Regions from separate parts of the Mus musculus genome. Here all the other regions are linked to region 1. The links are chromatin loops, found by intact Hi-C in ENCODE. Cell type or tissue: heart. All regions are shown on one strand.

Region 1 (4,000 bases):
TACCAAAAATAAAACTTTGCCCGAAATGATTTCAGCTCTTTCAGCCTGGTCCTCTTAAAAAACAACATACAACAACAATCGACAGATTAAATACGTAAGATCACCTGAGAATCATGATTTTCCCCCCTCTGTGGTTTATTCAGAAGTCAATTTGAAAATTATGAGAATGTATAATAACAGAAAGGTTGAAGGAAAATGCTCCTAAGTTAGTTCCTGTGTTTGATTTACTTAGAAGGGACACTAACCCCCGTAGAAAGGTGGTATCAGCTACTCCCTGAATGTCAGCTGCAGGCTTGCTTTCTACAGAGTTGCCCATGAGGGACAAATGAGGGAACGAAAGCAGATAAGTTCCAGAAACAGTCTGTTGGGTTTTTGTTTGTTTGTTTGCTTGTTTCTCAAAAAAAAAAAAAAAAAAAAAAAAAAAAAAAAGAGTGACTTTCGCTTCACTTAGTGGCTTTAAGAGCCGGGTGCACAGACTAAGGTTACAAAGTAGCCTTGGCGTCCCTTACATTGTTCTTTACAGGCTCTTGACACAGGCTCTGTGACTAACAGAAAGAGGCGGATCTTGAAGCAGATTGATCTAGAAACAAGGGTCCCCGAGAGCAGTTTCACTAGCGACTTGGGAGTCTAGAATGAGCCCCCAGGCTCCTCCGCCTTCCTCATGCCAGAGCTGCGGAGCCAGGAGCCAGGCTTTCCACCTCAAGCATCAAGGGCTATTGTAACAGCAATGTGCTAAAGCGCCACAATGGAGGATTAGGATAGAGACCGGAGGACTGACCTCTACTAAAAATAAAATTTGGCTCCCCTTGGGAATTCCTTCATGGATTGTGCAACCATGTACAGAATGCTTCAGGGACCGGCATATTTTCTGCCTCCCCCAACCCCCCAACCCCCCTTCACCAACAGACTTGGTGTACTCTGCCGTCCACACTGAAGACCACAGCTGTTTTGTTTGGACAGGCTGGTCTCAAAGTTTGAGCTTGCACACAAAAGGCTTATCACCGACACCAGCCTTTCTCTGACAGCTGTTTTCTTTCCCAGCCCCAGGGCTTTGGTTAAAGGAAGAAAAAAAAGGGGGGGGGGTTGCTGAAGAGAGAAACCGGGTTATCAGTAAACTCCAGTAGATACCTGCCTTCGAGACCTGAGGGAGACTCTCACACACTTTAATGCCACGCCGAACAACTAGTTTGATAAACTATTCATTCTCTCCTTAAAAGATGGTGTGGAAGCTGAGCCCAAATTACTTCCTATTAAAAAAAAAAAAAAAAAAAAAAAAAAGGCGAGGTACATTACAAGGGCTGCTATGCACGGAAAAGCGTGCCTGTGATCATGAGTTTGTGAGGTGTATCGTATCCCAGTAGCATGAGGCTGGCTGGAGGGAATCAGCTCCAGGTATGTGCGTGCTGCATCTAGGAGAACTGATAAAATCAGGGTCCTGTCAGCTGTGTAAATTGAGAGGAAGAGCCAACTTCAGCGGCTTCCTTCGGGAAGGTTGGTTTTGTGCTGGCGAACTGCTCCCCCTGGTGGATCCGCAGCTGCCATGTTCACAGAACCGTTCTGCAGGGACCAAAGGCGGTTAGAGGCAAACCCTCTGGAGGAAAGTTAACTTCAGGGCGCCCTCATCAATTCCAGCAGAATCCCTCCTGTGTATCATTGAGACTCTCTTATCTTCCCACCTTGTCACGTCCTGTGTCTGTTCTTCTTACCAGGGTCTTGTTGATTTGACGGGCATGAAAAAAAATCTCTTTTTGGTTCTCTATTTTATTTTATTTCCCTTTAAAAGTAAATCTAGATATATACAAGAAGGAAATTACCCACAGAGGGAACATTTTATTGTGACACCACTGTTTTCCATACACCCTATCCACTGTTGGGCATCTCGTTCATTCATACCTAGGCTCCTTGTTGTACTTATATGTTCTATAAGTTATATGAATTCCTGAAGACCAACTTGTTCCCATTAGTATACATTTCAGTGCTGATGTAAATAATTGATGTTGTTGTTTTTACTAAGAATGTTTTCTGTGTGCCCTGCTATGCAAGGATAGGAGGTGATGTTAACTGGGCATGGACAATTGTCTAGATCAAGTCTCTCACTTTTGAACATTCTGTAAAGTCAAACTGCAGCCTCTTTTCGAACACTTTATAAGCCAAATAAGGAGGGATTTTAAATATTTATTTAACAAGACATATTTTAAATAACCTACATATGTAAATAGAACGTTCTTAGCCTGTACATTATTGCCAGGTCGATTCTCATGTTCTGATATATAATTAATTACAGGCTTATTCCTCTGTAAACCAAAGCAGGAAATAATTCAGAGATGCCAGGTCACCAATGCCAACGAAATTGTAATACCTTCTTTTCAGCAGAATCGGCAAAAGAAATGTTGAGACAGTAATATCTGAGGTGTTCCAGGGAAAGTCTGTCTAGACGGTTGCTTGTTATCCTCATTTTGTCGCTCTCTCCTGATGCCCTCTGAGTCCTGAGACCTTCTCTCTCTGCTACCTAGGTGAGCTTGGAATAAGCACCTTCTAAGTTGAAAGCGAACTACCACATGGGTTCTGCGGATTGAACTCAGTTCACTGGGATTTTTCAGCAAGCTCCTCTTCTCCACTCAACCATCTTGCCAGCCCTTACACTTAATTTTTGATTGTATAAAATAAGTGTATTGTTATTTAAGTCCATGGTGTCACAAGTGTGTCCATAAAGCCAAAAACCTACATAAAATATTAAACTCAAACTCTGTGGAGTATCTTACCAGCTCAACCTCAGTGGGTTAATATTAACTTCATAGGAAAATGAAGGAAAGGCGAAACTATGTTAGTCTGTAGCTAACAATACAAATGAAAAACACTTAGGAATAATTCGTTCATGTCACGAGGACACACCAACCCACTGAGTGACAAACCTCCATTAGCAGCCCTGATCACACTTTCCCACACTCAGCACTTAATGCTCAGTGGACACTTTTGCTGTACTATATCAATAGATACTTTAAAAAATTGGGCATATAAACTAAGGGGAAAAAACAAAGCTGTTTGGTAGTTTGAAATGATGACATTGGGTTCAAAAATCTATGCCTGCATTGATATTATATCTCAGTGGTTAACATATATTGTCTATAGATAAGGGAATGGGGCTTGTGGAATATGAATCGCAACAGCTTCTTAAGTGAGTGCCCTGGAATTACCAGAAGAGGGAAATTAAAGGTTAAAAATGGCTGTTCCCGTTCTTTCTTCAGCGAGGCCTGTGAGGTGAAGGTTGTGATTAGAACTTCAGTGCTAATCAAGGAGGCCTCAAGGAATTCCAGTTGGGGATTTGAGGTGGAACTCTCTATTTGCCATAACTGAGATGTTAGGTTGGGCTTTTCTAATGATATATTGATTAAGTTGACATATACAGATGAGTAAAGAAAATTAACTTTCTGCAGAAAACAAATGGGACAAAGCTGGTGACAGTGGTCCATGCCTGTGATTCCTGAAATTCTCGGTGGATCAGCACCCCGAGAATAGCCTGGGGTTCTGAGAGAATGAAGCACTGCTTCAACAGAAGAAGAATAAACTGTGACAAAAAGATGCTTGGAATACACAAATATCAGTGTGATTTATAGCTCTGACTGTGTCAGTGTTCTTGTTAACAGTTCTGTTGAGGGTGCGGGAGAATTTTTTTTCTTTTCTGTTTCTTATTCTGTGTACAGCCACCATGCTGAGAATTTATATGAAACACACATAAGAAGCTGTTGAAATGTGGAGAGGAGACATCAGACTGACCTCGAATTTCAGGGCACAAGGAGAGCAAGAAAGAGCCTGAGTTTCGCCTTTCCTTCATTTTCCTATAAGAACTATATCTCAAAGAGCCAAGGAATCTGGAGTCTCGATGGGCATAGACGTGATTGTCTCTCATGATTGTTTCCCCTCTCTTCTCTTGCCCTCCTCTCTCCCTTCTCTCTGTTAGATGTCAAAGAACCAGGAAGCCAAGAAAGAAAGAAAAATAAAT
Region 2 (4,000 bases), 1.0 Mb before region 1:
TCTCAACTTTATCCTCTCTTATTGGTTTTAGCTAACTGGCCAGCCAGTGACCTGTCACACACCCGGTCATGAAAAGAGGGAGAAAGACCTTTCTGTCCGCTGATGGACAGGCGGAGGCAGCCTCTCAGCCTTGCCTGTGCACACCCTCTGTACACACATGTAAACGCACATGTATCAGATGCACATTTGTCAATGTACCCAGACAAAGACGTCCAAGACGACGCTTCTAGGTCATAGAACAGTTGAATATGGACTTCATTGTTCAAATTCTCTTTAAATACTCATATAGTCATTAAAACACACCCAGCGAGCCTGCTCCAAATGGCAATAATACCAGCATAACTCATAAGAGCCACAAACACGCCATAGTCTACCTCAGCCACTGCAGGAAAAACAAACAAACCCTACTGTCCGTGTCATTCATCTCAAGACGCTCAAACCAATGATATTGATGTATCTTTGACTTTGTGCCTCAGTTTTAACCATAAAGCATATATAGTTCTATAACCAACCTCCAGGACACATTATATTCTACTGACTAAACTTGCTGTTTGATTTAGACCCGCTAGTTGATTGTGAGAATTCCATAATTGTATGAGAAATTTGTTTTTAATAGGGAATACTTTGAACCAAGACAAAACTAAATCCATAAGTCAAACAGGTTTACCAACAATTAAATTATTTTTTTAACATAAAATTTGCTGAGCTACAAGAGGGAAAAGAAGACACCACAAAGAGTAAAACAACAACTTTAGGAAGCATCCTTGGTAGTGCAGAAATTTGGCAGTGTAAATTTTACTTTAGTAAAATGAACTGAACATACAGTTGACATGAGAAAACCACGCTTTCGGGGCAGTTTCTTTTGCACATAGAGACAGAGTGTGAGACAAGGAGGGCAGAAAGATATGGGCAGGCAGACGCTGACTTTTTGGCAAAGAGAAAAAAAAATCCTATTTAAGCTTCACCCTGAAATCTTTCTCAGCCTTCCCTTTCTCCACAGAACTCACATATTGCACTACAGCGGCAGGTGCTGTGATTATTTGAATGTTTTAAGAAATAACAAGCTATAGCAGGTACTAGCCTATCATAAACCTGGTGTGTAATAAGGTGGTCATAGAGTAAAGCTAGGCTGAGCACTTCTGGCTGATTAGAGACACCATATAACTTTCTCCTACAGAGAATAAGAAAGATAGAAAATAAGTCATTTCAGAGAATTGTGGGTCTTTAAAAAAAACTTCTCTGATTTAAGGAATTATTTGATACTGCAAATGTCAGATTAGAGGCAAGCTCAGCATATAGTGAGACTGAGGCTGACACAGGAAATTTAATAGGTAGCCCCATCTCGACTTAATAGATGAGCATAATTGATTATGGAGAAATGTTAATCTTGCCTCTCCAGTGCAGCCATTTCCATGTCAAGATTACTTTTTACACATACACACACACACACACACACACACACACACACACACGAAGAGGTGATTTTTGAGGAGAAGCTTCGTGTGTGTGTTCCTCATTTTTCAAGCTAAAGAAATTATAGACTTCAAATATATATATATATGTATATATATATATATATATATATATATATGTATATATGAATTGTAGAATTACAGCCAGCTAGGCACATAACTACCACAGAGTTAGAGGTGCTTCACTTTGTATTTTAGGACTCATTTAGCTATAGAAATGCTGTTTAGAAAGGGAAGGGAAAAAAATCACCACATGAATTGTAATTAATTTTACTGAGAGAATGAAGAGACAGGACAGCCGAATTGGGGATGGGGAGGAGCAAAAATATTTTTAAATGCCCTTCTTAAAGATGCTCAGCTGTCTTAACTCTAAGATTTAAAAGTCCTAAAATTAAAAGATACAACTCTATATGTTATTATTTTTAAAAACTCAGCCAAGCCCTTTACTGCAAATGTAAATCTATTTTAATGAGAATGGTGGCAAGCTTTATTTGACTGGTCAAAGTTAGGGGAAAACATTTGTCTTAATATGAAAAAAATATATATCCTCAGCTCCCAGGAATATGGTTTCCTTGCAGAAAGTGGTTGGCTAGTCTGTAATTCTTTACAGATTAAATCACAATATGAATACAGACCCCAGCAATTCCGAGTTTAACTCTGAGCTCAGTAGAATCCAGGATCCATTGAATTTCTCCTTTCCCTCAATCTAGTCGTGTGTGTTTTTCTCTTCCACCACACTGGAGCTCCGTGAATAGAGAAGGGGCTTCCATTGTGTCCCTCTGAACTTCCAAGTCAATGCAATTTTTAACCACTGGCTTGTGGTACTTTGAAAATCACCAGGGGCTGTCAGAGTTGGGTCCTCTGAAAAATTTACAGTGCTAAATCAGAGCATATGCTGGGAGGGAAAAAATTGCTTAAGATTGAAGTAAGTGCAGTATCTGTCTGCCCCCTAGTGTAAGAGTCCTTGCTGCCTAAAATCCAACTTTAAAAGAAAAGGAGCCCTTAAAGGGAAACGACTTGGGGCTCACGTAGGCATAGGAGAATGAAACTTCTGTACATTTTAATCTGAATAATTCTTCAGGATTGAAAATTATTTGGTTGTGGCTTGGTTGGACTGTGCTGGGATCTCGCTGCCTCTACGTTTCCGGAGTCTCTAGTGAAGAGATGATTTTTTTTTTTTTTGAAACTGGGTTTATGTGCGTCCCCCTCACCCCTCCTCTCTTTTTTCTTTCTGCCTCTGTCGTCTCTCTCGCTGGCTTTTTTTTTTTTTTTTTAATGAGGAACCGTTCCATGAACATTTTGCACAGAGCACAGAATTGCTTCTAAAGTCAGCCCGGCGCAGTTGCAATAGACAGCAAAAAGGTAAACGTTTGCCTGAAATCCGCACGCCAGCTTCACCACCCCGCCCGATGGTGAGTACCCTTCTCCTTGAGATTCTCCTAGCTTAACAGAGCGCTCTCCTTCCGGAACCGCGGCCGAGGGCGCCAGGCAAGGCTTTGGTCCCTGCCTGCCTGCCTGCTTGCCTGCCTGCATGTCAGCTGCACAAGGTTGCAAAATGAAGCGCAGAGGCAAATCGAACAGGAAATTCTGATACCCAAAGCCAGCCTAGCAGCCCCTTCGCTAGCAAACCTAGACAATCTGCTGCTTGGAAAACCAGGCATATAGGATTGGTTTTCAGTCAGTTCTATGGAAGGAAATGAGTTTGAGAAGACAGGACGAGGAGATGGGAGGCAACCGCAGTCTTTATGCTTCGGTTTAATCATATTTTGGCAGCTTTGCAATTGTATCCCCCCCTTCCACCTCTGCTACCACATACATGTAATAAAATATGGCAACGCACTGAATTGACTGCCCCCACCCTCCCCCAGACCCCTTCAACCACAGTCCGAGGCATTGCATACACGTTAGCAAAGCGATTTTCTGAAAAGCCCCAAGTCATCCCCAACCCCACACAGCACAAGGAGAAAAGTGAGAAAGAAGAGAAAGAGAAAAAAATACAGTAAGCAAACATACCAAAACCATATTTGCCTTGTTCAAGGTCCCAAACCGCTTGCATCTTCCTTCTAAACTGGAATAACTCTCCTTTAGTTTGGCGGGTGAAATAAATGCTTTGTTGGCCCCCTGAAAAGATGTGTCTTTGATAATTAAAGAGACTCTCCTCCTCGGTGTTTATCTAAGCGATTGTGCAAACTGATAAAAAAGTAGGCATTAGTCTGCAGGGAAAAAGAAAGGTGAAAGAAGAGATCTTCCACCTCAAGGAACTGCTTCCCTGTGTACCAGGCGCTCTCAGCCGTTGGAAAAGCCTGCACACTAACTTTAGAGAGAGAGAGACAGCTTCAGGGAGCTTTGTACATAGCTGCTGAGGAATGCAAGCCTCGCCTTTAAGAAAAAAAAACCCCAAACCGTAGGTAGGAGCTGTCTGGAGTGATCCTTGTCTCTCATCTGATGCCTTAGAAGGAAGAGTGCGTTGTTACACCTTGTTTGGGGCTGGAAAGAGGAGACTTTAAAAACACCCTTCCAATTGAAAA
Region 3 (4,000 bases), 180 kb before region 1:
TTAGTTAAGCCCAAGAACCCCCCTACTCCCCACTTTCTGGTATAATCTGCAAATATCTGGCTTCTGGTTTTCTGTGCCTCAGTTTCCTAATCTTTAAAATGGAACTATGTTTTTGGAAGCATGAAAGGATTCATTATAGTAAATACTTAAAACACTTCTTGATATGAAAGTCTAGACTTTGAGTAATAACATTTGTGCCCAGGGAAGACCCTCATGCGCCCTGACAGGAGAGAAGCCACACATGCCTAAGTAGGGCAGAAGGGAAGCAGTAGGGGAGAAGCCTCTCTCTATACCTGCCACTCGATCCTGTCGAAAAAGGAAAACTTTATTTATCTAGTAAATAAAGTCTTTCTTCTCCCAAGTGGCCCTGTGTATAATCCTGCAATAAATATTCTTTTTTTCTTATGATTTATAAATATAGATAGGATAGCTGAAGTTGGGACTCCTCTAAAGTAGAATCTGATCCCCATTGTGGTAAAATCATCCACCCTTCGCTCAGAGAGCTCTGCCCTTTGTTGGCTTCAGCTTCTCTCTTTTGAGCATTGCGTCTTCTGTGTTCAGTTCTTGCTAAACATGGAATGAGGTCAGGCTTTTAGCACTTCTAATAATTCTCCTTTTCAAAGGTCTCTCTCTCTCTCTCTCTCTCTCTCTCTCTCTCTCTCTCTCTCTCTCCCCCACCCCCCTTTTAGGCTTAGGTTTGCATTAACCCTCATTAACTCTTTCTTGAGCACAAGTATTGGTTTCAAGCCAATGCCAGAGGACATTAAACTTGCAGCATCTCCTGTCCCCAAGCTGGGACCTGGGAAAGATGTTTCCAAGTTGACTCTCAGATATTGGCCAGATCCCTCCTAATCGGTTCACATAAAGGTGTATTGCTATTCAGATAATGTCTTCCCTGCTCTACAGAAGGTTGTTGTACTGAGCTGTGATTGTGACAAATGATTTACTATTAGGGACATTCTGTAATTATTGTTCGGTGGGACCGCAGACCGATACATCATTAACATGATAGACGGGCTTTTATATCAGCAAAAATAACTAAATTAATAAAAATGGCTTCATTCCAAACCCTGTCAGAAAGCCAATACTCAGAACAATCAAATAGCAGTGGTACCTGAGAACGCTGTGGTTTATATCCCAGACAAATCATGTTTTATGCATAAGTAATAAAATATTTGTATTTATAATCTCTGTAATATGGGATGGTGTATGTTATAAAGCAGTAGATTTTTATAGAAATCAGAGCTAAACAAAATAGATACAAAATTTAAATATTTTGCTCCCACAGGATTTAAATTTAAAATGTATGCCTTTATGTACTCACGTTAGTTTGAAAATACTAAAATTTGCCAATGACATTTTTTCTCATAAGATCTCTTGAACAGTGAAAAACATTTTTAAAAAGATCTTAAAGATCAGCATATATTTCCCTTCCCTCTCTCCCTCCCTTCTTCTCTCCCCTTTTTCCTTCCTTCCTTCCTCCCTCCCTTCCTTCTTTCCTTTCCTTCCCTTCCCTTCCCTTTTCTTTCCCTCCCTCCCTCCCTCCCTCCCTTCCTTCCTTCCTTCCTTTCTTTATTCCTGACTTCTTCCTTCCCTCCCTTCCTCCCTCCCTCCCTTTCCCCTCCTTCCTTCATCACTCCCTCCCTCCTTTTCTTCCTCCCTTCCTCATTCCCTCCCTACTTTTCATCCTTTCTTCTTTCTCCTACTTACGTCCCCACTTTTTAATCAATAAATCCCTAATCATTAAGTATTTAGCCTCACAATTTTTACTTGTCTACCCAGAATACCACGAAAGAAAGATGTATTTTTTTTAATATATTCTGTAAGTAGAAGCTATGGAAACAAACTGTGAACCATAAGCACTCATGCTAAAACTCTTTAAAGCATATATAAGTACGACTCACAGTTATATTGCTAGATTCTCCCACTTTACACTGACAATAAATTTCAATGAGGAGTGACCATTAAAATAATGGAAAATCAAGGCTTAGACTCAAGAAATCAAGAAAGGGCTAAAACAGAGCTTAAGTGGTCTTTGATCATCTCTTCCTTCCTCCTTGTATATATTTCAATATATTTGAGACACTATCATTATCCAAAAGTCTTGCAATGAGATGTTCTTTGCCTTCCAGAACTCTTAGTATTTTGGAGTTGAAAAATGCACATATCCATATGTTAGCCACCATGCCCATCACTAGTGGAGTTGATTAGAACCCAGTCATCTCTCATTAAGCAACAGTGAACACCGCTGCAAAGAGAGGAAACACAGAGTGTACAAGTACAACCTTGTCTGATCAATCCCATTTTGCTACACATGAATTCAAGTTGGGTGATGCTGGTGTTCAGGTATACCTAACCACAACCTGGTTCCTGCAGACTCTTAGGATAAGAATTTACAGAACTGGGAGTGGCAAAGGGTCCAACTCAACTATGCGTATCCAATTACTCAAAAACAGCCTAACTTCATTTTTGTGTGATCCTATTTTGGATTTAAGCAATAACAAAACTTTTCAGAGCACTTTTAGTTTTAATAACACAGTTGAGATGAATGGAAAGTTTTATCCCCTGCCATTTTACAACATCTGGTCCTATCATTAATACCCAACATCTAAGGGGCACATTTATGACCTCCATTGCCAGGTGGTGTGTGGTCATAGCACACAGTTTCCACGCATGCTCAGTGCTGGTGCTGTGTGCTCTGTTGCTGTTCCATATTGTTTGTATTTGTCCTTTGTCACACTTCAACGGGCTTTTTTGACTTTTAATGCTTTCTTTAAAGATTAAAATTCATGCTTCAGTAAAATGCGCTTTCTTGCTGAAGCTGTTGCTATTGTAACACCCTAGACCTTTAAGAATTGTGTTCTTGTTGCTCCTTAATTCTTCAGAAATTTGAGTGACCTAATGCTTCACTCTATGATAAAGCCCAGTCATGGCAGAAATTGTTTAGAAAGGTGCTGCTGGCTTTGTGGAATTGGTATAAGTGTGCTTTCTAATTGTCTGCTTGTTGGATATTTCATTTAGAATGCTGTTTTAAAAGCAAGACCTCTCCCTAAAGTGATTTCAAAGAATGATGCTGTAACAACTCAGCCCTTCCAGTGTTCCCTGCAAGCCGGAAATCATTCTCCAGTGCAGCTTGTGACTGGGAAATTGTATGCAGTATAGCTCAAAGAAACAGAGAAGACACAGAAAATTGGCAAATTTTGAAACTCAAAGGAAGCTAAAGAACCATCCTATGCAGTGTCCCCCATGGTGACAGAAGGCATGTATGTAACCAGAGTCAACCTTCCTAGGGTAGACAGCAAGACCCCCACAATTGATTTTATGGCAAAAGCTTGATTGAGATCTATTTTAAACCTCATCTTCTCGGCTTTGGACTTCTCTTCAAGGAAGACAAATGCCCTTGAAAAGGAGTCTTAAAAGTATGATTCACAGACTCAGGAAGAATTACAGGATGCAGACAGCCTAGCGAAGTGCCTCCCCCAAGGACTTCATATTTCCTTCCTCTTAATCTGAGAGAGCCATTAAAAAGTTAGCCTGTTCCCTGGAGGCTCCTCCTCAGGATTCTCCTCAAAGGAAATGCTCACACGGAAAAGGTAATTTACCTAGACATGGTTTAAGAAGCAAGACTCCATTTCAGAGATTGGCAGTGCCTGGGTCTCTTTTTAGGACTCTTCCTAAAGTTAAGTAGCAAAGAGAGAATCAAAGGAAACATGTATCACAGACACACACACAGCACCCCTGTACCCATTATCATGTGTAGTCAACTCCCAAATTTGATAGCTTCATAGATAATATACAATCAAACGATACACATGAATCACACTCTCCCTCTGCAAACCAAGCTCCTGTTACCCAAATTTTGTATTCTGTCCAAAGAATGTTTGTAATTATTTGAGCTTCTAGTGGGAAATCTTTTTTTTTTTTTCCTGAGGGGTCGGGATGTGGGAGGAGAAGGAGATTCTTTGCTCTGGACCTTAGGGAGTGCTGTGGTCATTCCGCT
Region 4 (4,000 bases), 1.1 Mb before region 1:
TCCACTCTGCCCAGACACTTCACCGGGTTCTGAACCTTTTTGGAAAGAAAGGGATATTCTAAACACCCCATGCTGGAGGAGGTGATAGTTTGGCTATCATTGGCTGGTGAAGGGGACAGAGGTGGAGATGGACTTTTTGTCCTAGACCCCACCCCTACAAGCGGGGGTGGGGGATGGGGGGAGCTGAGACCATGCTGAGGGGAAAGGTTTTAAAAATATATCAGCACCCCTCTTTCCAGAACTCTCTCTCTGCCTTTGCAGCCACTTATGGGCTATGGAGACCCCATAGGCTCCCCTCTTTGTCTTCTGGGCTAGATATTCACTCCTTTATTCTCACGAAGCAGGGAGGCCAAAAAAGAGTACCAATAGCCTAAGGGACTGCCCCAGAGACAGGCAGGGACATAAATGGTGACACTTTGACAGAAGCAGCAGTTTCTGCTCCATGTAAATGATTACTAATGAAATAGTGGGGTTTGTTTTGTTTTATTTTGTTTGAGAGAGAGATAGAGAGAAAGAAAGAAACAAGAGAGACCCCCCCCCTGCACTGGCTGTAAAGAATAAAATTTGCCTTTGTTGGGAAAACAGTGTACTTTGGTAGATATTAAGCCGTTTTCCTTCTTGGGTGTAAGGCTACAGGAGAAGAAAAAGAAAGTAATGAGTGAAAAAGTCACTTGTAAATAATACAATTAAAAAGTAAATTTATTAACAAAATCCTAAAACAAAGCTAAAAACAGGAGACAAGAAACTGTTGGGAAGGCAAGGAGGAAGTAGAAAAAAAAATCTGTGAGTATCACTGAAGAATTCAAAGGATAAACTGGAGGCAAGAGCAACTGCCATTCCTTCTGACATTCCTAACTAGCCTGCTTTCTTGTTAAAAGGAGGGGAGCAGCTAGCCCTGAAGGTTGTAGTTTTATACTTGTATTTTAGCAACAAGTATCAAAAGATCTAAACTAATTGATTGCCGAGTTCCTTGGCCCTCCTCCAAACAGCAATATAGATTTAATTGTATGTTGCTTAAAACTCCATTTCTTGAACAGTGTGAAACATGTAATAAAAGCCATACGCCGTATCGAAGATTTTCCCCCTCTGCAAAAGCATAAATACTCAACTGACACTTGGAAGGAAAAAACATAGCTAATACCCCTAATGGGTTAAATTGGGGGGGGGGAGATCTGAAAGGGGTAGCTACATAATAAAATTTAAACTGTTAATCCATTTTAACTCATTCAAAATAACCTGCGGTTGTGGGTGGTGTTTTACTCCGGAGGGGTCATGGCGAGGAGACCCCACACCATACACCTGACTTGTTCTGAAGCGTTCCATCAAAACCGCATTCCACTTAAGGAAAGTTCTGCCCTTTCTCGAACAGGACTAGAACAAATTTGAAAGTTGTATCCCAACTACGGGGCCAGGAGTTCTCTGGCCAAGAGCCGTGGGAAGGCATTCAGCCGCTCTTGCTCTCCTCCGGCTTCAGTCTCCATGCAGACGTTGCCGTTGCCGAGAGCTCTTTAACAGCGCTGCGACAGCCTCCTTCTGCCCCTCCCGGACAGGCCCTATTCGCCCCATTGTCCTCTGTTATCCGTGACCCATAGTGGCTGTCCCAGTCTAAAGCCAACCCAGGTGCCTCCTCCGGCAACAGCTTCACGAAGAAGGGAAGAGCCCCGGCGCCACGCCTGCGATTTGGTCCGGGATCAAGCGCTGCAGCCAAGTTCCTGGCCGCCAGAAAGCAGGAGGCTCCGCGCATCGCGGGCCATGCCCTGTCGCGGCCACGAGGGCTGGCTGCAGGCGGAGAGCTGTAAAAATCCACGTGAGCCGCCCCTCCTCCTGCTGCCCGCAGCGGCCCCTGACACTGCAGCATTGAAGCCAGTCCGGAGGTCCCCAAGGTCTCCAAGTGTGACAGTACTCGGCATAGCGGGTAGATGGCACAATTTTCTAACATTTAGAGAGAGGAACCCACGCTGGGAGCAATAAGTCCATTTAAAAGCCCTTTATTTAAGAGGAACAAAGATAACTGACAAGCGGAGTACAGAGACATCTCAATGAAATTTCCAAAGAAGAAAGAGAATTCAGAAGCCAACGCAAATGCGAACTGGGCTTGATGGAACAGGCCAGCACTAACCCCTCCTCGGAAAAAAGGGGGTGGGGGAGGAAGAGAAAAGACAAAAAGAAAAGAAAAGAAAAAGAATAAAAATATAGTAGTTCATGGGACCGTGGGTGTTAAAGATCACAACCCAAACCAATTTCTGAAAATCCATGGTCCAGAGAACTTTAAATGACCAGGTGGACAAGGCAGGGTCAGGTTGTGAGGAACAGGATCAGGTTAGAGGAAAAGGTCTAGAAGTTTTGCCCCACTCTTGAAGGCTACCTCTGGTTGGTCTTAGTGGGATTAAGGAGTGTGAGGTAAGGTGGATAGACATACTCGCCTCTCCGGAGGCCTGAAGACCAGAGGCATCTGTCCTAGAGCTGTGCCCTAACTCAGTCAGACAGCATCCCAGGCCTTGAGAATCTAGTCAAAGCCAGAACATTTAAGCTACACAATTGCAGACTCAGGAGCAATCGCTATCTCTGCCAAACCAAGAAGGATGCTGGAGCACTCAGTGATGTCACACTTCATTCTGCCCTTAGAACCTTTGCTCCCCACCTGTAAATCTGTAGGCCAGGTACCTACACACTCTCCAAGAGAGGAAGATCCAAGGCCTTTGACAGAGGAGGAGGGATTTAGACACCAGGAGATGGATGAGACCTCCCCTCTGGTCCTCCTGGGTCTGAGTTGGCCCCGACGACCCTGACCTGCCTGCCTAGCTTTGGGAAGGGACACAGCGGCTAACGCCCGCAGGGGGTCAAATGATTGTATTTGGGTGGGTGCTCGCCGACGTATTTGCTGAGTAAACCTCCCTCGCTGTGCTGAAGGCGAATCCCCGTTGATAAATCCATCATTACCGTTTGGATTCAGGGAGGCAGCCGCGCCACTAAATTCATCTTACATTTGTAGCGCTTTAATAGACATTTATTAAATGCTTTTAGAGAGAGGCATGGGGCGCGTGATTACATCCTAGTTATAGACAGAACATAAAGACCCACGTTAACACCCATTTGCAGGAAGGAAGGAAGAGGTGGGGAGGGGGGTGGTAAGGCAGAGGGATGAAGCGTGGAGAGATGGGGAGGGCGGGGGCCATCGAGCCTGGGCGTTATTAACAAGGCTTGCCTGACGAAGCTAGGCGCAAGGCGAGAGCCACGGGAAGTCTCAGGCTGTAGAGGGAAGCATCCGCCCCACTAGCAGGTCGGGGTTTCCCTTTCCTTGTCCCCATCAATTCCCGCATGGGGGTCTCCTATTCTCTCTGCCAGAGCACAAGGGATGCCCACGCTGCCTCCGACCCTCTCTTCACTTTCTATCAGATCTCTCCAGCTAAACTAGGAAGAAATAGGAGGGACTTACCGAACTTCAGAGGCCTAAGACCCTGTTTAGGACACCCTTTGCCTCACATCTCCCAATAAAATAAGTACAGAGCTAGGCCAGGCCTTTTGCAGTATAAGCAGATGTTTCTACCATCCAGCAGGGTATCCCCGCAGGCTTAGAGGGCTCTTAGACCTGGCAAGTTGGAAGGCAGGATTCCTTCTCTGTCCATCACCAAAACGAACTCTGGATACCCTCTATAAGCCTCGGACTCTCTTAACTGAGAGTTCTCTTAACTGAGAACTTGTCCTGGGCTAGCCCCCCCCCCCACACACACACTTCCACTCAGAATGCTGAGCCTGAAGGGGTGCCCAAGACATTATAGGGCCTAACGCTTTCTAGAGAGCCCTGTCCCTAACAGCTCAGTGCCTCTACTCCGACAGCCTTGTGATGGCTCTCAGCTTGTTCTCACTCCCTGGGGACACGCTGCCGACCCCATCCCCATCGTAGTGGACCGAACTCTCGGCCCTTCCTGGCTCCTGGTAAGGAGCACTTCCGCTATCTCAAAGTTGCCATAAGAAAATAAATACAAGTGACATTGTACTG
Region 5 (4,000 bases), 290 kb after region 1:
GGTGCCCATTTTCTTCTTCTTCTTCTTCTTCTTCTTCTTCTTCTTCTTCTTCTTCTTCTTCTTCTTCTTCTTCTTCTTCTTCTTTCTTCTCCTCCTCCTCCTCCTTCTTTTTTCTTAGATTGTTGAAGTCTTTCTCCTACAGCAAGAACATATATTTTCTCTTGAATGTGCCCTAAAAATTCATATGAAAGCTAAGACATGAGAGTACAACATGAGTCAGGAGACTGACTGCAGTGTGTATGCATAGACAAGGGGGTGGATAGTCAGATAAAAAATAGCATTCCAGCCCATTTTAAATAGAAATGAAGAGTTGTACATGTGTATCAAAAAGATGATGCGTTCTGAGCAAAAAGCGGTCTGCTTACAAATCTTACTAAGAATAGCCATAACAGCCAACGGCCAGATTGTGTATTAAGTGCTTTTTCCTCTGGCTCTGGAGTTCACAGATTCCACACAGTCCTCTGGAGAGCTAACCTATTCAGTGACTTCTGTCAATTTTCAAAAATACAACGTGGGAAAGATGTTTTTTCCAGAAATACTTCAGAGATGAAAGTGCTTTCGGGTCTAATTGCTCATATTAGCAAGGGTTACTGGTGGACGCCTGAAGTGGGCAGATCGGTGAAGAGGTTTCTAGTTTCTCTTTCACCCCACCCAGACTCTTCTGCCCACTCATGGTGATTCCTCAATGCCCGTTTGCCTCTGTTGCTGACAGATGTGTTGATACCTCTTCTTCCTCCCCATCTCTGTCTCTCTTTCCCATCCATCATCAAAAATGAGAGGCCCCAGTTGGAAGCCTCTTCTTTTTTAACCTAAGCCCTACTGCTACCTTAGGTTCCTTAAATGTGTGAAGATGAAGATTCAAAACCTCAGGGGCTTCACTTCCTAACTAATTCCTCTCCAATAACTCCTATAACTATTTGACTCAGTCTTGATCCTGGCCATGTCCTTGTCCAAGCGAGCATCAGTCATATGGCCCCCTAACCATCACTTGTCATCTAGTCTTGGCTGGACCCCCTTCATTCTATGATGCTGTCTCTCTTCTCCTTTACATCTTCTTAGTTATCTTAAGTTGCTCATATTTCCTTGACCAACTACCCTTCTCTTTTCCATCTGGATTTTCCATTTCAATAAATAAAAACTATATATTATAATAAATGAGCTCCTAATATTTAATTTTTACTGGTTATTATCCCCTATCAATTATTCTGAGCCTTAAGTATTCAAGCCACCCATTTCTGGGCCTCCCTGCTACCAAATGTATGAATCTACCTAGGTCCTCACCCCACTTATTCCTGCTTTGTCACATTGAAGGCGACATCTGTCTTCCAACAAAGTTTGTTCCTTTCCCACTCCCCACCTCAGTGTTCTGATGACATCTCAATCACTTCAAGTCACCTCACATCTCATGTGCCCAAGATATAATGCATAACTGCCCCACCTGACCTTTTCTTCCATATTATTGCTCCAAGGGAACTGCTCAGCCAGTAACTGGTGGGGCTACTTTTGTTAAATCCTTTTTCCCTCGCACGCATTCTGTGTACTAACCTCCTTCATGCTCACCTCTTCCATCCTCCTCTTCTATTATCTGTTGCCATCTCTAGTCATCCCCATTACTCTAGTCTAATCTAGATGCCCTCTTTGATCTGATCTGATAAACTAGCTTCTGAATCAGCCAAGGACTCCTTCCACCAAACACGCAGAAGCTGTAGCCACACTAGGGTCCTTTAGTTCTCTCCTAACAGACAGTGTTTCCAACCTCCACACAGCCAACTCTGAAATAATCTTTCCCAAGCCTAGGATGCTCTTGGAAAAACTACTCACATGGTAGCCTTCCTTCTGCAATGCCCCTTTAGCACCGCCATGCACACCGTCTCCTGTAGGCCAGCGCCTTCACTATTTGCATATGGACATCAAGTACTCTTTTCTGACATTCTCTACTAGATTATAAACCATGAGGTTGAGATCTAAGACAATTTTCCAGTTTTGTTTTTGTTTTGTTCTATTCTCCTCAGAATCTTCTACAGTAAGACTTGGTAAGTATTTTTCCAATAAATGACTTCACAGCCCCTCCTAGAGGATGTTTAGAAGCACTGGAACCTCTCTGTAACATTCTGACCTCCCGAGGAAAAGGATTGGTGTCTCCTCCTTACCCGTGCCCTCAGCTGGTCAATGTTCCACAAGGCTCACTATATTTAATTTTGATCACCAGTCCTTAGAACCTCTTCTGGTTAGCCAGAGGGCTCCATCTAATTCTGGCATGAAACAGTCCGGTTTCTTTACAAATCCAGTACCACAAGAGAGCAATTTGGTCCTTATTGACCTCAGGCCAAGGGAGCTAGGGTCATCTTCAGGTGCTAAGAGACACAGGCTGCCTTAACAACAAAGGAAGACTGGATCAACAACCATCCAGAATTCATTCCCCCGGGGGGCACAGGTTGTCAAAAAACACATAAATATGTGCATTCGTGGATTAACTAGGGGAGGCCAACTCTGATGACTCAAAAGATGGAAACTGCAGGTTGACTAATCTGTTGACTCTGAAAGTCTTGGTCCTCAATCTACTTATGCCTTAGACTTGAACACTTGCCACAGACAACACTTAGTTTTTGTATTAGTGACACATTCTCCTTCAATGGGCCAGCCAGAAACCAAAACAATAGGGGAAAGGACAATCTTGCAAACGGCAGGAAGTCATTAGTAAATCCCAGCTCGGAAATTCTAGGTTCCTACTGGACTTTCTAGATAACCAGCCTTGAAGGACCAGGCTAAAGAAACTCCTTTTATTGCAATGCTTGACTTAAAACTACAGTCAAATCCATGGCAATTCAGATGTGGAGTCATGTGGAAGATGGTTTCATTTGGGACCCTGGAATTAGCAGGAGTAGACCTAGCCTGTTCTACTGAAGTTTGTTTTTTGTTTTGTTTTGTTTTTTGTTGGTTTTTCTTCTCATGTGGAAAACAGGAGTGAAACATCACTCCGTTCTCAGCATGGTGGTCAGAGGAAGTCATCCATGTGGAGCTCTCAGACAAAGACAGCTCTGAAATCACAAGGTCGCTCAGAATGTCACCTGCCCAGCGCAGCCAGCGCAGGCAGGCATCTCAGGGAAGGTCGGGCAGGATGCGCTAGCTCGCCCTGGGCGCGTGTGGCCGCGCGCAGCGAACAATGGGCGGGGAGCGGGGGTTGCGCCGCCGGCGCCCGCTTTCCGGACTCTTGGCCGCACACATCCCGCCTTTGTTTCCCCGCCGGGCCGCGCGTGTCGCCGACGCGCCATCCCACCAAGCGTTTCCGGCCGTCCGCGCCGCGCCCCAGGCCGTGAGGTCGCCTGGAGGAAGCGGCGGGCGGCGGGGCGGCAGTCCGGACCGAGGGAGAGCCACCGCCCGCTGTGCTCTGGGGAGGCCTGTGAGCAGCGATAAGGATGGGGAGCCATTGTCTGCAAGCGGCCCTGCGGGCGAGGACCGCAGGCATTACCGCCCACACTGATCGCCAACCTCCGCTTACCGGGGACTCCACCTAATCACTCCACCTGGCCCACACTGGACTAGTTCTGGTCACACCCAGCTGTCCATAACCAGATCACCGTACACACCTGACAACTGGGCTGGCCACCTCCACTCTGCCCACTCTTTCACTCTGTATTCAGCTTGACTTTGCCCACCTGGTCTGATTGCTCTCCAAAATCCAACCTATTTGAGTGCTAGAGGGGGAAAAAAAGCCATACATTTACTAGTACAGTCGCACCTCCTCCCCCTCTTTTCATCCCACCTACCTAATTACTTCTCATCTAGCCCCCTCCCCTATGATTTGTCATATGTTTATGGGAATGTGCTTGGGACTGCGTTTCTGTCTGTCAGTTGTCCTTCTGTGTGTCCGTGTGTTTGTGTTCAGTGGGTAGTCACAAATGCTGTTGTTCCTGGTTGCTATTGCAGCTTCATAGTAAGAAGATAGCTTTTCTTAGCACTCTTCCCTGTCTGGCTCTTAAAATATGTTGTCCTTGAGATA
Region 6 (4,000 bases), 170 kb after region 1:
TTATCCACATGTGTCGCAGATGCGGCAATACAAATATATGTTCAGAGACCTTACCTGGAAAATTCATCCTTCACCATCCACAACCTGATAAAAGGCCTGGGAAGCAAAGCTCAGGGCACTGAGGTTGCAGAAGCTGCACAGCACAGGAACAGTTATTTAAAGTGAAGCAAGTAGGGAGAATTGTAGTTAGAATTCAACTGTGCTAGAGACTTACGTACATTTTTTTTCTATAAAGACTGTTATATGTTATAATGAGGCACAATTGGGTATAATTGCAGGGGTGTCCCATGTGGGGAATCATGCCATAGCACAAGACCAGTATAAAGATTTATTTTGGGGAAGAGAAAAGGGTGGAGGCAGAGAGAGGGTGAGGAAGACAGGAAGACAAGAAGAAAGACAGGAAGAGAGGAAGAGATGAGCCAGGAACATGTAGGGAGAGAGACAGAGACAGAGACAGAGAGACAGACAGAGAGAGAGAGAGAGAGAGAGAGAGAGAGAGAGAGAGAGAGAGAGAGAGGTCTTCTTATATGCCTGGCTCAATGCTAGCAAGCAGCAGTGCAAGCTCTTGCAAGGTAACTATTGGGCAGAGCCTAGTGAATTGTCTGTAAGTGAAAACAGTCTATAAATTATTAAAGCTGTACATTTATGTATACATCTTTCTATTGCTGCTTCAAAAGTTGCTAGGGCTCCATTTGTCTCAGCCCCTCCCTTACTTTCTACACTCTCTATCTCTCTGCCTTCTCCCTTTAGCACATACATACACCCCTACAAAGTTAATTATTATTTTTTACTAAAGTTCCTTTTAATTCCCAATGTGTAAGCTTTTATCTATTGTCATAATCAAAGAAAAAAAATTCTTATAACTGTTATAATTATTTAGTCATCACTTCTTCTTAGTTGGAAAGATCTGGTCAAAGTTGATCCTGATTTAGAGAGTCATCAATTTCCTCCTAAATATCAAGGGTTTTCAAAATATAATTATTTCAGCAAGCATTTAATAGATGCACCGCCATGAGCCAACAAAGACTATCACCAGAGATGAGAACGGGTTGAGGAAGGTTGAATGGTGGGCATGCCTCTGTCAAGAACTGGCTTGTCACCTCTAAGACCCATGTCAACTTTGGAGGGGTATATAAGTTCAATTAAATAGGTTATAAAAATTGATTCTAAGCTCAGTGTTTGAAAATAAAATTTCAAAATAAAGTCTAAAAAATGGAATAAGTACATTTGTCTACATTAAAACTTTGATCTTCTGTCCTTCCAAGCCAAAGATTTTAGATGTCTGTCTACATTTTCAAATTAAAATGTGGCATGACATATGACCAAAATCAAAGCAAGGAACAGAAATAAAAGCAGAACTATCTTTTAAAGTCAGGATCTATTCCCTATGGGTATTTTTTATTCTTGGTGTGAGCATGATTTTAACATTAAAAAACAGCTCCATCACTCTCTTTTTAATCTTGTGCTATATTCCCCTTCTCAAATTCAATGTTTGGCAAGAGCAGAGCACAAAATAAGTAAATGTGGTGGAGGGGAGAAAGAAAGACAGACAGACAGATAGAAATAAAAGAAGGGAAAGAAAGAAAAAAAGAAAAAAGAAAGAGAGAGAGAAAGAAAGATGCTGTTTCTCAATGTCCAATGTCTACTGTTGCTGTAAAATAATTATAAGAAGATTTTGTTTTCACTGCAGGATTATGGTGGTAGTGTGCTTATGCCATTTTCTGAAGGACTCAGATAAAATGGGGACATTCATTATTTAAGTGGACATACACACACCTTCTCCAGGAACTAACTGACACATCATCTGATAATCAAAGTTCTCTCTTGTTTTCAAATATGTGGATTCTCTCAAGTGCAAAGTTTTATTTCTGAGTACTTCCTAATTTGATCCAGGGGAAACTATTAGTCATGCTAAAGCAACTCCCATTGGATCTTCGGCTGCATTACACTAAATTCCAGATAATTCTTTAAATAGGCACACTGCTGGCCTCTCTTGCTCCCAAGGAGCTATTTTTAACATCATGTGACTTTGCTGCCCTCCTGTGGCTGCTCCTTAGGGTTCCCCGACCTTGCTTTAGGTCTGTGGGTTCCAGTGACCCTTTCCATAGGCCATCCACACTCCAGTACTGACTATTCCTTGCCATTCATGCACCATTTACCTTCATGTGCCGGCAACAGGTGGATGGAGTGAACAAATATTCTACTAAAACATTTTAAGCATCCTTCTTCAAGTTGGTTCAGTGACACAGGAAGAACCATACCAATTTCCTAATTCAGGTAAATATATTCCCATTGGCTTTCCCATTTCTTTGATTGTTAGAGGGAGCATCTTCTGCTGTTCTCCTACATAGCTTTTTGAATCAGGCAATCTCTACAATTACCTTCTCATCTGAGCCACTGAACATCAAAATAGCCATAGGCAACATTTAACTGAATCAATATAGATGTGTGTTCTAATAAAGTTTTCTCAAACTATAAAATCGTGGGCTACTGTGGATGCTACTTTACCCCTATAGACCATGCGTTATCGCTTCTTGATCCCTAGTTATTTCCCATTATATTAAATGTTAAAAGAATTTTTCTTGATAAGTTAATTGATAATACATTAATGAATTAATGAAGCCCATTTAAAATCAAATACATTATTTTTGAAACTTCCCTTCTATGATTGAATTTGTAGAAATTCTGGCATGTTCTAGTTCAATCTTTTACGTTGTGTTCTCTACATTGGCATATGGAATCTCTGGGTGATTTTTTTCAATTATCAAGCAAGTAATCCATTACAACCCATCTTCACCCATCAGTTTGCAAGGACTCCCTTCTTCCCATTGTAGCATGGCTACTCCTCTTCAGGAATACAGTGTCTATTATTCTTTCTTCAATCGTTGCCAAACTGACACAGCTGTGAGCATCTTTGACCTGCCACTCTCTTTCCTAATTATCTCTAACCTGTCATAAGTTTGGCTTCTTAGAGACATTTCCTTAATATCAGTCTCTTCAAGTGTATTTTTCTGTGCTTGTTTATGTATCCTCACCATTGGGTAAATAATTTCTCAACTGAACTTCCTCTCATGTTGAACTGACATTTTCTTGTACTCAGTCTAGTGGCTTCTTGATAATAAAGTCTGTGCTTCTTATCTCCCATAGCTAGCCTCACCTGACCTCCCCATGCCCAGCTTCTCCGGGTTCCAATTTGACCATGTAATTTTTATGAAAGCCTTTCTTCATAGGGCTGTAAAAGACAGTCTTCCTTCCTCAGATAATTACCCCGGTGTCTATCCTTTCCTTAATCTACCCATACTTCCCTTAGTCATGTTTATCCAACTATAGACTCAGTCGCCAGACAATGGCTCAACCCCAAACACCATTATTATTGTATTCTGTGTCCTCCTGGACCAGTGCCCACTCCATTCTATATTCATCCTTTCATATTCTAGGTTTCTCTCGTTAAACTCTAACTCCCTAAGCAAAGGAATGCCTTAGTCTTCTTCATGTTTCTAGTACCACATATTTGACTTTGAAGGCTATGAGTAAAGATTGAATTAAAACCTGGACAAAAAAGTGAATAAACATAATAATGAATTTACTCATTGATGAGCAAAATATTCTGTGCTCCTCTTAATGTTGGCCTTGGCATAAGAAAACAGTTTCCCAAAAGAACATTCTGTCCTTCAAACTCTACTGAGTGTATTTGTACTGAACTACTTTCTAAACCTCCTCTGTGTTAAAACAAAACAAAATGACCAGTCCTATTGGATGCTTTGAACTTCAATTAAATAGCAGCTTCCTCTACTGGTGGCAGTCTAAGTTTGAACCACGTAATCAACTACAATGGCTCATCTCTGCATCTAGTTGGCAAGAACTCAAGTAGAGTGATAGAGATCAGGCTGCCTGATGGCTATAACAGGGCCAAAGCAGAGGTCAGGGCTGGGTCTCTGGCTACACTAACAAACCATTCCCATCCCCACCCAAGGACAAATGCAGCTGGGATTTTATAGCC
Region 7 (4,000 bases), 450 kb after region 1:
CTGGAACGTTCATTAAAGTTTCCAGGGTTAAAGCCTGTAAAAGAAGAAGACACTGCACCACGCATGCAGTTTGATCAGAATTCCAAAATCTACATGCAGATGGAAATGGTCAGTGAGATCCACACTCGGTCCCTTTCTCTGCCCTCTGCACCCTCTCCTTCCCTCTGTACAATCTTACAGATCTTTGAGTGATTAGAGGCGCCCAGAAGAGAATGGCCAATGGTACTCTGTGGTTTCAATGTAGTCTGAAGATTAAACCCCTATGAAAATGATGTCTCTTCTCCACTCGCCTGCCCCCTCCCCTCTAGAAGCAGCTGCTTTTCACATTTAAATGTAGCAGGGGTAACAAGAGCCTCTTTTATCAGCTAGACCTATTCATAAGGCATTAAAATACATGCAGTTTCTTAATCCCTGGTGCAGCTCTAAGGGGCCTCAGCTTTGTGCTGAAATAGCACGTATCTTTTAAAAGTAACCGATGGAAATCATCTTCCCCACCAAACCAGTCTGTTAAAAGCAGCTCTCCCCAAGGTCTCCGCAGAGCACAAATGGAGTCCAGTCTTAGTGTGTGTCCAGCTTTCTTCTCCCCTGTAAAAGCGCTCCAGAAACAATGCCCAAGTTTGTTTATAAGCAGCCGCAGCCACTCAGCAAGATGTATCTTTCTTCTTTTATCCCACCCCCTGCCCCCAACATCCAGATCTCATACCCATCTTCAAGGCAGCGCAACTTGGCAATGTGCAGTGCCCCTTCTGGGAACAGCACTGCTACAGGAGCCAATCTGAACTTGCTGAGCAAGGTCACTTTCAGAGGCAGATCTTTCTGACCGCTCAGTCTTCAGGCACGGTGGGCACGGGTAAAAAAACAGGGTCAGGTAGAAAATCACTCGGATTCCTCCTTAATCCACGGGCCTCCGGAGCAGCTTAGGGAGGGACAGCAATGCCTTAGCCACCAAGAAAGCTGTCTTTTAGGCAGGTAGAAATCCACAGAACCTTGTGATATGTACATACACATAAATGTACATGTGATATATTCTACATGTATGGACATTTTTGTTTGCAACAGATAGCTCTGTTTCCTTAAATAAGCTTCTAAAAATAGCATAAGGCACAGTGTTAATACAAAGAACATATTTAAAATACATACATGCATACGCAAAACTGGTCTGAATTATACTTAATTCTTGTGGTTGTTTTTAACTCCCTAAATGTGCATCTTTCCCACATATTTAAATTAAGGCTGATTTTAAACCTCATTGTAACTCTCCCCCCAACACATATATATACACACATGTGTGTGAGAGTAATATATATATATATATATATATATATATATATGAATATTCTTAAATATTCCAACTTCCATCTAAACACATCTGGCTTTTTGGCTTTCTATTTTTCTATGTGGAGTCGGGCTTTCTAATCCTTGGCTTTATTGCTAATGAAAAAGAGAACATTGATTTTGATTTTCCGTGTTTATTTTTGATTAGAGACTTCTATGGAGGGGCATGGCAGTCTTCTCATAACCTGAGTTCTACCTTTGAAAAAAATATATATATATATATTTCTACTACCAAAATGTATATCTATAATGATGTTAGATTTTAAGTTCCTCCAACTGGTTTTCTATTGTGATCCAATCCATTCCAACTTTCCCCTCCTTCTCTAGCTTATCCCCTCTCTCTTTCATTTGAGGATAAAGTCTGATGAGTGCCCCTGCTTGCACCCACTATTCCTTTCCTTTATACAACATTAGAAGTCAAAGCAGGAGATCTGGCTCCCTTAGCACCCCCTCCTCATTATTAAACAAGGCCTCTGGGAATGAGACTCATCAGCTAGGAACAGGGGGGGACAAACACCTCCACCATCTCACTTCTTTCATGGGACATGTCCCTCTCACAAAGGTTGTAAGGTTTTTAATAAAAGGGAAAAAATCTTCAGGTAATTCTGAGTGCCCTTTAATACCATTAAAGGAAAACTTAATTCCAATCACTGAGATTTATTGAAAATCTTACCCTGGCCTCAGCAGTTGCGCTTGAACCATGGAACTTGACTGCCCTCTACTGGGCTTGAAGGGAATAGGTACAGGCTGGGAGAACCTGAAGAAGACGTTCCTGGGTTGTTTCATCAATAATCATAGGCATAAGCCTAGGAAATTTACACTAATATAGATGTTTCTCATATTCAAAACCAATGTGACTGTATGTAAACAATCTAACTTTCCTCATATCCCAGACTGTAATGCGGTGTGTGTGTGTGTGTATGTTTTCTTTGAAACAGTCATGTCAAATCCAGGTGAAGTAATGAAGTCATGTCAAATCCAGGTGAAGTAATGAAGCAAGCCGAAGTATGAACAAGCATTCATTTCTTCCACTTGGATATTAAGCTGAGTCATTTGCCATGGCTGTTATAGCCTTTTGGAGGAAATGTCTCCCTTTAGCCATACTTAGAGGAGAACATCTAAAACTTTTCTTAAATTGAAGTAAAAGAGCTAAAGGCTCGTGAGATAGCTCAGGGCCAAATGCATGCCTGACAACCAAGTTCCATTCCTGGGGCCTACAGGGTGGAAAGAGAACTACTACAGTTGCTTTCTGACCTTCACCTTTGCATGGTAGCACAAATCCCTACACACCAAACAATGCAATAGATGTAATTTGCAAGGAGATGAAAATCACCATATATGACATCATAATTAAAGGCACCCAGTTTATGCTCGTTGGGAGGAGCATTGGTGAGATGGATTTATATCTGTCCGTTCCTTGTATCTGTCAGTATCAAATGAAGTCATCTTCCGAATTGGTTCCATAAGCAAGAGCTTTGGACTTTCTCCGTCTTCATCATTTTCTGAGAAGTGGTATAAATGAATCCAGGATGATTGATAATTCTGGAGCGAGGATCATTAATGCCAACAGGAAAAAAAATTCACCCTCAATTATAATTGTGATACTACGTCAAACAGATAGAGGAAATCCTAATCCCGAGCTCTATTAAAATGCACTTATTTCAATTTCCAGTTGCTATGTATGTCCTATTAGCAGCCTGACATTTTGAGTAGTACACTAATTCATATGAATTGGGTTTTAAATGAAAGCTTTCAAGTCAAGCTCTATGGAACACTGAGTATAAGATAAGACCAGAATTAGCAAGGGAATGAGGTGTTACTTTCCCTACCAGCCTGCCTTCTTGTCTGAAGGAGCCAAACCCAACTGCTCCAACTTATGCGATGCTTTCATCTCGAGGACTTCACCCACAGGTGAAGCGCCTGTCCACTTCACCCCACTTTTCTTTGGAGGTCATTAGAAGCAGAGGCAGTTCTAAGTCTGCAGTTAACATATTAAATATCAGAGGGGAAATGGGAGCAGTGCTCGAAGGACCTCTCCTAGTGGGGCATTTTGGACAGGTCTATATTCTACAACATCATACAGAGTGGGCTAAGTGGATCTTTACCGAGGTTAGTAACAAGAGAGAAAGCGGCGTGGAGGGGGGTGGGGCGGCTCTGGTATTTCACTTAGCCACCACAGAGGTTGTGGGGACTAGAGCCCCTGGGACTCTGTATTCTAGTGAACGCCTCTCCACCGTAGGTCTTTCTGGATCCTAGGACCTCACACTTGACTCTGCAGGGAAAGCTTGCTGTGCACACACGGAATCAGGACGTGAACACGGCAAGTCTTCTGCAGAGGTGAGGTGCCTGACATATGCCGCATGAGTCCCTAACAGGGACTCTACCACTTAGGGATCTTATTAAAACCATTTTCCCAACTTCACCTTACTCATCTGTAAAATGAGGAACTTAGAAGCAACGTTTATGTTCCTAAAAACCAAAGGTGCATTTCTGCCGCTAGGTATAAACATACCTGAATCATTTTTAGATTCCACTAAATTCACTAAACTATACCACTAAATTAAGTCTTTAGCTCTCTCTGGGAGCAAACAACAATGAAATATGTGACAAGGAAATCAGAAGAGTTGGGATAACTTTTATATTTTCACCTTTCAGGTACGAGGTT

What was found. Peaks named below come from ENCODE experiments on the same cell type or tissue, not always from the same donor. Only the 100,000 strongest peaks of a DNase experiment are listed, where the experiment ranks them.
Region 2: a loop joins it to region 1, with 4 times the contacts of the local background. A loop is called at or near these places in 6 of 42 quality-filtered maps.
Region 3: it touches region 1 in a loop (2.6-fold over the local background); 4 of 42 quality-filtered maps call a loop at or near these places.
Region 4: it touches region 1 in a loop (13-fold over the local background); 12 of 42 quality-filtered maps call a loop at or near these places.
Region 5: a loop joins it to region 1, with 2.6 times the contacts of the local background. A loop is called at or near these places in 4 of 42 quality-filtered maps.
Region 6: a loop joins it to region 1, with 2.7 times the contacts of the local background. A loop is called at or near these places in 6 of 42 quality-filtered maps.
Region 7: it touches region 1 in a loop (11-fold over the local background); 8 of 42 quality-filtered maps call a loop at or near these places.

What each region holds. Positions count from the first base shown.
Region 1 is chr7:71,410,844-71,414,843 of GRCm38, forward strand. No RefSeq gene overlaps it. Among named protein-coding and RNA genes, the nearest start is that of Gm36260, 33 kb to the left of the region's middle. In heart, a CTCF peak has its summit at 1,521 (motif pointing left); DNase peaks (open chromatin) are centred at 828 and 1,478; H3K4me3 peaks cover 1,336 bases; H3K27ac peaks cover 1,653 bases.
Region 2 is chr7:70,362,608-70,366,607 of GRCm38, forward strand. It overlaps B130024G19Rik (RIKEN cDNA B130024G19 gene), which reads left to right and starts at 2,776. Exons shown (of 11, transcript NR_045850.1): 1 at 2,776-2,884. It also overlaps a transcript of Nr2f2 not described here. In heart, a CTCF peak has its summit at 2,420 (motif pointing left); DNase peaks (open chromatin) are centred at 2,414 and 2,954; H3K4me3 peaks cover 3,465 bases; H3K27ac peaks cover 3,484 bases; H3K27me3 peaks cover 1,280 bases.
Region 3 is chr7:71,225,896-71,229,895 of GRCm38, forward strand. No RefSeq gene overlaps it. Among named protein-coding and RNA genes, the nearest start is that of 6030442E23Rik, 11 kb to the left of the region's middle. In heart, no CTCF peak of the experiment used is centred here; no DNase peak of the experiment used is centred here; H3K27me3 peaks cover 308 bases.
Region 4 is chr7:70,344,568-70,348,567 of GRCm38, forward strand. No RefSeq gene overlaps it. Among named protein-coding and RNA genes, the nearest start is that of Gm29683, 8.7 kb to the left of the region's middle. In heart, a CTCF peak has its summit at 1,895; DNase peaks (open chromatin) are centred at 1,754, 3,144 and 3,854; H3K4me3 peaks cover 1,747 bases; H3K27ac peaks cover 1,912 bases; H3K27me3 peaks cover 2,899 bases.
Region 5 is chr7:71,702,383-71,706,382 of GRCm38, forward strand. Gm44689 (a long non-coding RNA gene) reads right to left here and starts at 3,695. Exons shown (of 4, transcript XR_003946799.1): 1 at 3,588-3,695; 2 at 1-136. In heart, a CTCF peak has its summit at 2,094; DNase peaks (open chromatin) are centred at 2,479 and 3,319; H3K4me3 peaks cover 991 bases; H3K27ac peaks cover 1,558 bases.
Region 6 is chr7:71,579,958-71,583,957 of GRCm38, forward strand. No RefSeq gene overlaps it. Among named protein-coding and RNA genes, the nearest start is that of Gm44689, 120 kb to the right of the region's middle. In heart, a CTCF peak has its summit at 2,048 (motif pointing left); DNase peaks (open chromatin) are centred at 2,024 and 3,984; H3K27ac peaks cover 174 bases.
Region 7 is chr7:71,865,248-71,869,247 of GRCm38, forward strand. No RefSeq gene overlaps it. Among named protein-coding and RNA genes, the nearest start is that of 4930441H08Rik, 42 kb to the right of the region's middle. In heart, a CTCF peak has its summit at 2,062 (motif pointing left); no DNase peak of the experiment used is centred here.